2 separate regions of the Homo sapiens genome follow, and region 2 is linked to region 1. Evidence: chromatin contacts called from ENCODE Hi-C or POLR2A ChIA-PET data. All regions are on one chromosome and are shown on one strand. Each heading gives the region's core, a stretch centred on a gene start or an enhancer-like site at or near the end of the contact. The rest is flanking DNA. Distances are from core to core; before and after follow the strand shown.

Region 1 (3,931 bases), core at 396-2,895:
TGGATCACCTGATGTCAGGAGTTCGAGACCAGCCTGGCCAACATAGTGAAACCCCCTCTCTACTAAAAATACAAAAAGTTATCCAGGCGTGGTGGCGGCTGCCTGTGATCCCAGCTACTCGGGAGGCTGAGGCAGGAGAATCGCTTGAACCTGGGAGGTTGCCGTGAGCTGAGATCGTGCCATTGCACTCCAGCATGGGCAACAAGAGTGAAACTCTGTCTCAAAAGAGAAAAACCACAAAAATTAAAAAATTAAGGCCAGGTGTGGTGGTTCACACTTGTAATCTCACCACTTTGAGAGGCCAAGGTGGGAGGATTGCTTGAGCCCAGGAGTTTGACACCAGCCTGGGCAACATAGCAAGATCCTCTCTCTACAAAAAATAAAAAATTAGTCAGGCGTGGTGGCACAGGTCTGTAGTAGCAGCTGCTCAGGAGGCTGAGGTGGGAGAATTGCTTGAGCCCAGGAGTTCTAGGCTGCAGGGACCTATGATCACACCACTGCACTCCAGCCTGAGCAACAGAAAGACCCAGTCTGAAAAAGCTAGACAAATACTAGGAAAAAATAGAAAATTTTACAGTTTTACAATGATGTTGAGCACTTAAAAATGTATTTGGTGAGTATTTAAAATGTTCTTATTAAGTGTATGTATTTTGGCCGGGCGTGGTGGCCCACCCCTGTAATCCCAGCACTTTGGGAGGCTAAGGTGGGTGGATCACAAGGTCAAGAGATGGAGACCATCTGGCGAACATGGTGAAACCCTGTCTCTACTAAATATACAAAAATTAGCTGGGCGTGGTGGCGCACACCTGTAGTCCCAGCTACTTGGGAGGTTGAGGCAGGAGAATCACTTGAACCCGGGAGGCGGAGGTTGCAGTGAGCCGAGATCACGCCACTGCACTCCAGCCTGGGAGAAAGAGCGAGACTCTGTCTCAAAAAAAAAAGAAAAAAATAAGTATATGCATTTCTTCTGAGATTCCTTTTCATGTTACCATTTTTTTCCTACGGCGTTGTCTTTTTCTGATTCAATTACTGAAGCTTTATATAGATTAGTGTTAACTCTTGTTTTGTTAAATATGCTGCAGGTATTTCCTCCCAGAATGCATTTGGCTTTTAATTTTGCTTATGGTTTCTTTAGCTCTACAAAAAGAATGTTGACTTCATGCATTTAAATCTGCCAGTATTTTCCTTTGTGGCTTCTGGGTTTTGTGCTAGACTTGGAAAGTTCCGGGGGTCCTTTACTGCTGGTCTGTGGGTGCTGCAGGTCCTGCCTTGCCCTGCCCAGAGCACGTTCCTCTTCCCTTCCTGTGGGTCAAGGTAGCCCCCAGGCCAGTTCTGAAGCCAGTGAGGCTGGACTGGTCCTGACCTCTTCCCGCCTGTGTGCGAAGCTCTTCCGTCTTCCGTCTCGGGGTGAAGGTGGGGTGAACTGTGACAGAATCGCACGCTGGGGCTTGACATCTAGATGACGCGTCCTTGCCTCCTTCCAGAAATGCCTTTGGTGCTGCAGTGGCTCTGCTGAGAGGACCTTATGACCCTGGTGTCGGGCATGTGTGGCCAGTACCCTGGGACACTCTGAGACCCCCCTCCCACACCCTTGGGGCTGGCAGCATCGAATGGGTGGCCAGACTGAGAGTTGCCCAGGGCCGTGTGTGTAGCTGGAGGCCTGCAGCCTGCTGCCGGGGGTGAGAATGTGTTTGGGACTGAGTTTGGGATACTATTTGGGCCTGGTTTGGAACTTGTTCGGGTCTCGCCCCTTCTGGAGTTGATACCAGGGACTTTTGGGCCTCTGTTTGGAGCCAGGATGAGGAGTTTCAGCCGAGCTCTGAGCAGGGCCTGGCGTTGAGGCCTGCAGGAGGTTAGGGCCTCCTGGTCAGGCACAGGGTCCCCTGGTGCTCAGCTCCCCCTTGGCCCTGATCTGGGACCTTTGCTGAGTGCTGCGGCTGCCTGCGCTGGGTGACCTCTGGAGAAGGCCTCAGGACCAAGCTGGGTCCACTCGCTGGGGTCAGGTGGGGTGGGTCCGGCCCTCACTCTTCCCTAGGCCTATTGGGTGACCCAGGCAGTCCATGCCCCTCTGGACTCTCTGCTCAGTCATTCAGCGCTCTTTCTGCCCCTCTTAGGCCCCAGGCACTGCCATCAGTGTCCCCATCATCCACCAGTAGCAGGGGTCCCGGCCCTGCCTGCCCTGCGTACACAGGGACATGGAAAGCTGTGGCCCCCATGCTGTTGGTCCTGGGGCTGAACTCGCCCTCCACCTGCCTGGGGCTGGGAAACCCCTCATTCCCACCTCCAACCCTGAGCTGCTGGGACGCCTGCCTCATCACTGTTGGAGCCTCCCTGTTCTTCTGGAACCCGGAGCTTTAGTCCTGAGGGCTGTGTGGCCTGACCTCTGCCCCCCAAGAGGCCTGGAACCCTCCACGGGATTGGCTGTGGTGATTCCCATGGTCCTCCCTTTCCCACAAGCCCTGAGAAGGCCATGAGGCCCATTCCCTCCGTCCCCTGTCCCCTGCTGGTCTCAGCTGAGCACAGAGCCCACTTACTAGGGACTCTGGTCCCTAGAGGCTTCAGGGACCATATGGCCGGAGGACACCCAGTCCTTCCCTGGGCCAGGGTGGGAGGAGCAGGGCAGTAACTGGAGATGGCAGGAGAAGGTGGGAGAGGGTTTCAGGCCCGGGGTCCCCTTACTTCACCCCAGCCACAGACACACAGACCAGAAGCAGTGCTCAGTCCTCTATTGGAGATTCTGCCCCCTCTGGGACAGATGTCCACGCTGCCCGCGACTCCTGAGCACACTCCCATGGCGGGTGGCGTGCTCTGGGTGGGTGTGCGGCAGTGGCCGGTCAGGGTGTAGGGAAGGGGACTGAGAGGGGACCTTGGTGAGCTTGCATTTGTGTGGGGATACACGTGAAGGGGTGTCTGATCCCAGGACTCAGGGCCTCTTCCTCCTGGGGGGCACACAGAGCCCCTTCCCTTCCTCCTCGGGGAACAGCCCCGGAATGGGGCCTTCCCTTGGTGCCTCTAGGTCCTGCCCTCCAGCCCATGTCCCCAGAAGGTGGTCTTTCCTTGGAGGGGTCAGAGACTATAGCCCAGGGCTCTGGGGTCACTGTGGGAACATCTGCCTCAGCTCGGCACGCACTTCTCCTGGCCTGTTTCTTCCACTGGGAACTGGGACCCTAACCCCTCAAAGGGGGATCCCTGAGCGAGGGTCATGGGCAGGGAGCTGGTATGGACGGGTGTGTGCGGGGAGGGGTGACTGGCGGGGGCTGGGGTGTCAGGGGGCTGGGGTGGCCTAGTCGTCTTTATCCTTGGCGCCATGTTTGAGGATGCGGGTGAACTCCACGTAGTTGAAGTTGCCTTTCTTATCAATGGGTGCCTCCCGGTACATCTCGTCCACTTCCTCATCTGTGAAGCGGTCACCCATGGTGGTGAGCAGCTCCCGGAGGTGGTCCTCATGGATGAAACCTGCGGGCAGGGGCAGGGTGGGTGAGAGCAGGAACTTGGGCTGAGACATACACAGCAGCCCCATCCCTCAGCCCCCTGGCAGCTCTTGCAGACCTAGAGGGGCTGGGAAGATACAATCTTAGTCTCTGGTCAGTCTGAGGAATGAGGACGTGGCAGGAGGGGTGTGGGGGTGCACGTGAAGGGGTGTCGGATCCCACGTGAAGGGGTGCCAGGGTCCTGAGGGGAGGAGTTGTGCAGTGGGACTGTCTCCGAGGTGTCACTTGGGGAACTTGAGGCTGTGCACACAGATGGTGTTGGGTGTGCCCTGTTTTAAGCGTGAGCTCTGGAGTTCCACTGCCTGAGTTGCAGTGCTGATTCCCATTCTCCCTAGCTATGTGACTTTGGGCAAGGTCCTTAACCTCCGTGTGCCTGTTTAATCTAGAAAACAGGGATGAACGTATGCCATTGCAGTGAGGGACCGTGAAGGTAGTCAGGC
Region 2 (4,028 bases), core at 599-3,098, 300 kb before region 1:
GTCACAAAAAAAAAAAAAAAAAAGGAAACCAACTATATTGAAACACAGTTATTAAAGTATTTTTAAATTACAACATAGTAATATGTGTGCTTATTAACTCATAAATTCTGGTGACAGATCTAACTAGCATAATTTCAAACTACTGATGAGTGTAAATAATATTTTGACATTTTTGCAGCAACTGTTATATGATATGAAAATACCTGTGATTTTTTTTTGGTGGCAAAGTCACAGATATTACTCATATAATGATGATTTGTTCATAGGCCCAGAATAGAAGGAAATGCTACATTTTACTTAGAGGTCAGTGAAAAGGAAGATGTGATTTTCCAAGTTCATGGACTCCCTGAGTTCTGGTTCCAAGGAAAGATCTTGAAGTTGGTGGTTGGACTTTGAGTCCTGCTTGGAGGTCTCACCCCCTCCCCCTGCCTGTTTGCGTGTGCTTGGGCACCACCCACCTTCCCTGTGCTTCTCTGAAGTTCTTCATCTGTAGAACATGGATGATGGTTCCTGTCTTTCCTTACTGGGAGTGGGGGGTTCAGTGAGGATCTGTGAGATGATTCAGATGGAATGTCTTTGTAAACTGTGAAGCCCTCTGCTGCTGTGCAAGATCTTGCTATTATTAGCAGTAGTGTGAGCTCATGTTTGGCTGTCCGGCCCAGCCGGGACCAAGAGGCTCTTCCTGGACAATTCTCCCAGGATTCTTGGGAATCAGTCCATCGAGGGGAGCAGGTTTGCCTTTGAGAGGCTGCTTCCTGCAGGCTGAGCTCATGGTTTGGCAGGGGGTGGACAGAGATGCACCTTGTGGGCAGGGAGTGGGTGGGTGAGCAGGAGGTTCCCTACGTAGACAGACCCTGCCTACCCTCCTTGGGTGGCATAGGGATCTGCGACCAGTTCTGATCTGCCCAGGCTCTCCCTCTCTCATTTTTATTTAGAGACAGGGGTCTCACTCTGTCACCTAGCCTGGAGTGCAGTGGTGCACTCATGGCTCACAGCAGCCTGGAACTCCTGGGCTCAAGTGAACCTCCTGCCTCAGCCTCCTGAGTAGCTGGGGACTACAGGCACATGCCCAGCTAAGTTTTTAAAATTTTTTATTTTTTTGTAGAGACGGAGACTCACTGTGTTGCCAAGGCTGGTCTTGAACTCCTGTCTTCCTAACTCTTTGCAGCTGGCTGGGAGTTGTGGACTGGGCAGGACAGAAGCTATACTCTTTTTTTTTTTTTTTTTTTTGAGTCAGACTGTCTCTGTGTCACTCAGGCTGGAGTGTAGTGGTGCAATCCTTGCTTATTGCAGCCTCAACCTCCCAAGCTCAAGTGATCCTCCTGTTGCAGCCTCCTGAGTATCTGAGGCTACAGGTGTACAGCACCATGCCTGGCTAATTTTTAATTTTTTTGTAGAGATGGGGTCTCGCTATGTTGTCCAGGCTGGTCTCAAACTCCTGAGCTCAAGGGATCTTCCCTCTTTGGCCTCTGCAAAGTGTTGCGATTACAGGCGTGAGCCACCGCGCCTGGCCCCATACTCATTCTTTAATTCCTACATCTACCCATAGACAGTGACAGGTACCTGCTCTGTGCCACGGTCTGCCCTGGGTGATGCTGAGGACTAGACACAAACCAGCCCCTGCCCTTCTCCCTAGCTCTTGGGGAAGATTGACATGAAAACAGACAAATACAACCTAAAATTACCAGCACAACGGACCATAGATTTCAGAGTGTGGGGTTTGAATCAGAGTCTGGGAAGGAAATGTTCTGGAAGGATGAGATAGTCAGGAGTCAGCCTGGCAAAGGCCGTTCTAGCAGAGGGAATAGCTGAACAAATTGGAAGAGCACAGTTATGACGCACTGACCCAGGGCCACGTGGCTTGTTTGGAATCCAGCCCCGCAGGTCCCTTGCTCAAGCAGCTCTGCGAAGCTTCTGAGCCTCGTCTCCTCATCTGCAAAACAGGAACGTTTTCAGCACCTACCTCACAGGGTCGGTAAGAGGATTAAACTGTCAACTGATAATGCACGTACTGCCTGTGCGGGGGCCTGGTAATTAGTGAGCCTCCTAATAGGTGGTAGCCGTGTTTTGTTTGTTGAAACAGTCTGTCTCTGTCGCCCAGGCTGGAGTGCATTGTTGCAATCTCAGCTCACTGCAACCTCTGCCTCTGGGTTTCAAGCGATTCTCCTGCCTCAGCCTCCCGAGTAGCTGGGATTACAGGCACACGCCACCAAGCCTGGCTAATTTTTTTGTATTTTTTTGTAGAGATGGGGTTTCACCATGTTGGTCAGGCAAGTCTCAAACTCCTGACCTCAGGTAATCCATCCGCCTCGGCCTCCCAAAGTGCTGGGATTACAGGCGTGAGCCGCCGTGCCTGGCCAATGGTAGCCATTTCTAAAGTCACAGCCTATTTGGACGCTGGAGGGCTGGGGTAAGGCGGGAGTAGGGAGGAGACCAGGGGCTGGCTCAGGACCCGGTAAGGGGACTTGGACCTACTGCAGAAGCTGGTGAGAACCGGTGGAAGAGATAGAAAGCCGTCTACCTTCTTCAGATTTTCTCCAAAAACAGCTATTAACTGTAATCAGAGCAAAAAAGCATTCTCTAGAAAGGGAAGCACTGCCTATCCTGGCAGCAGTGTGGGTGCCCTGGTCCCCCATCCTCCCCCATGCTCCTATTCCCCGTTTCTAGTCCAGCTAAAAAATCTGGGTTAGCTTCAAGAGTAGCCTTTAAGGTGAAGAGGTCAACTTGAAGGAGGTGGCCAGGCCGTGGTGGGGCTGAGGGTCAGGGGCCCCAAGGCTCTGAGGTGGGCACTACCAGGCACTGTGCCCTTTTGTTGTCTGGCAGAGGATGAGGCTTGGGGTTTCCCCAGTGGTGTTGAGGGGATTTTTTTTTTTTTTTTGAGACACAGTCTCGCTCTGTTGCCCAGGCCGGAGTGCAGTGGTGCGATCTTGGCTCACTACAACCTCTGCCTCCCAAATTCAAGCAATTCTCTTGCCTCAGCCTCCCAAACAGCTGGGATTACAGTCGTGAGCCACCACAGCTGGCTAATTTTTATATTTTTAGTAGAGACAAGGTTTCACCATGTCTACAACTTTGTTCCATAGCCACGAGGCCTACTGAGTCCAGTGGAGCTGGGCCTCTCCCTCCCCACTTCCACACAGTTAGGGGGTCTGGGAGCTGGGAGAGGCTCTTCAGAACCACTGAGCTGTCTGTGAAGGAGCTGGGAAGCCTGTGCTCCTCACCCCCACCTCCCAGGGCCCCCCACCCCCAGCTCCTTCAGTTGGATCTGTCACTGGAGAGCTCTCCTGGGATGGAGGCCCAGACTGCATGACCACAGAGCCCCAGAACATTCTTAGGCTCCCTGAGGACTGTGAACCTCTGGAACAGAACAAAGGCCTGCCCTCTGGGTCCCCTCCCCAAGCCCCAGCAGCACCTCTCCTAGCCCCACCTCGGGCCCGGAAAGCCCAGCGCCCCTGCCTAAGTCCTGCATTCGCCAGCCTCTCCCGCCCACGTCCCTGCAGACCCAGCCTGGGGCCACAAGCCTGCCTTTGTCAGCTCACCCTCTCACGTGGGGCCGTGCCAGCAGGGGCTAACGGGCATTCTGCCTGCAGCTGGGACTAGCCCCCTGAGAGGCCTAGGCCCCCCTGGAGAGATGGAACTGGCGTGAATGCAACATCTTGGGCTGTCACAAATTGACTGTGGTGAAGGGCAGGCCTTGGGGAGACAGCTGCTCATGTGAGAACTATCATTCATTCATTCACTTATTCAAAGGATGCTTGCTGAGATCCTGCTCTGTGTCAGGCCCTGGCATGGGGACTTGTGCTCAGAGACCTGACTCTTGCCCTTTTAGGGGGGGAAATAACTAGAAGGAAACGCCCTTCATCAGAATCCCTTGGGGGGCTCACCCTAGGAGTTTCTGATTCAGCAAGTCTGGGTTGGGACATGAGAATTTCTCACAAATTCACCAGTGATGCTGATGTTACTGGTCCAGGAACTGCACTTTGAGAGCCACTGTAATTCAGGTATTGTAATTATGCATGGATTATGTT

Evidence for each region. Hi-C counts contacts between places; a loop is a spot of excess contacts on that map. ChIA-PET counts read pairs that join two places held with the same protein, here RNA polymerase II (POLR2A). Pooled maps may share reads with other maps.
Region 2: a loop to region 1 is called in a pooled map, with 2.5 times the contacts of the local background. The contact joins two enhancer-like sites. A Hi-C loop is called at or near these places in 4 of 50 pooled maps. POLR2A ChIA-PET finds 5 or more read pairs at or near these places in 2 of 52 experiments (AG04449 and H1).

What each region holds. Positions count from the first base shown.
Region 1 is chr20:36,548,602-36,552,532 of GRCh38, reverse strand. MYL9 (myosin light chain 9) reads right to left here. Exons shown (of 4, transcript NM_006097.5): 4 at 1,086-3,456. The coding sequence ends at 3,284. All of the region lies in intron 2 of DLGAP4-AS1 (DLGAP4 antisense RNA 1), which reads left to right. Among named protein-coding and RNA genes, the nearest start is that of MYL9, 9.0 kb to the right of the region's middle. Within about 2 kb of position 1,645, at least 6 of the 41 ENCODE cell types and tissues checked have a DNase peak (open chromatin) inside an H3K27ac peak, as active enhancers do.
Region 2 is chr20:36,845,056-36,849,083 of GRCh38, reverse strand. All of the region lies in intron 1 of MTCL2 (microtubule crosslinking factor 2), which reads left to right. Among named protein-coding and RNA genes, the nearest start is that of MTCL2, 16 kb to the left of the region's middle. RefSeq lists enhancers at 2,784-2,833, 3,004-3,153. Within about 2 kb of position 1,848, at least 22 of the 41 ENCODE cell types and tissues checked have a DNase peak (open chromatin) inside an H3K27ac peak, as active enhancers do.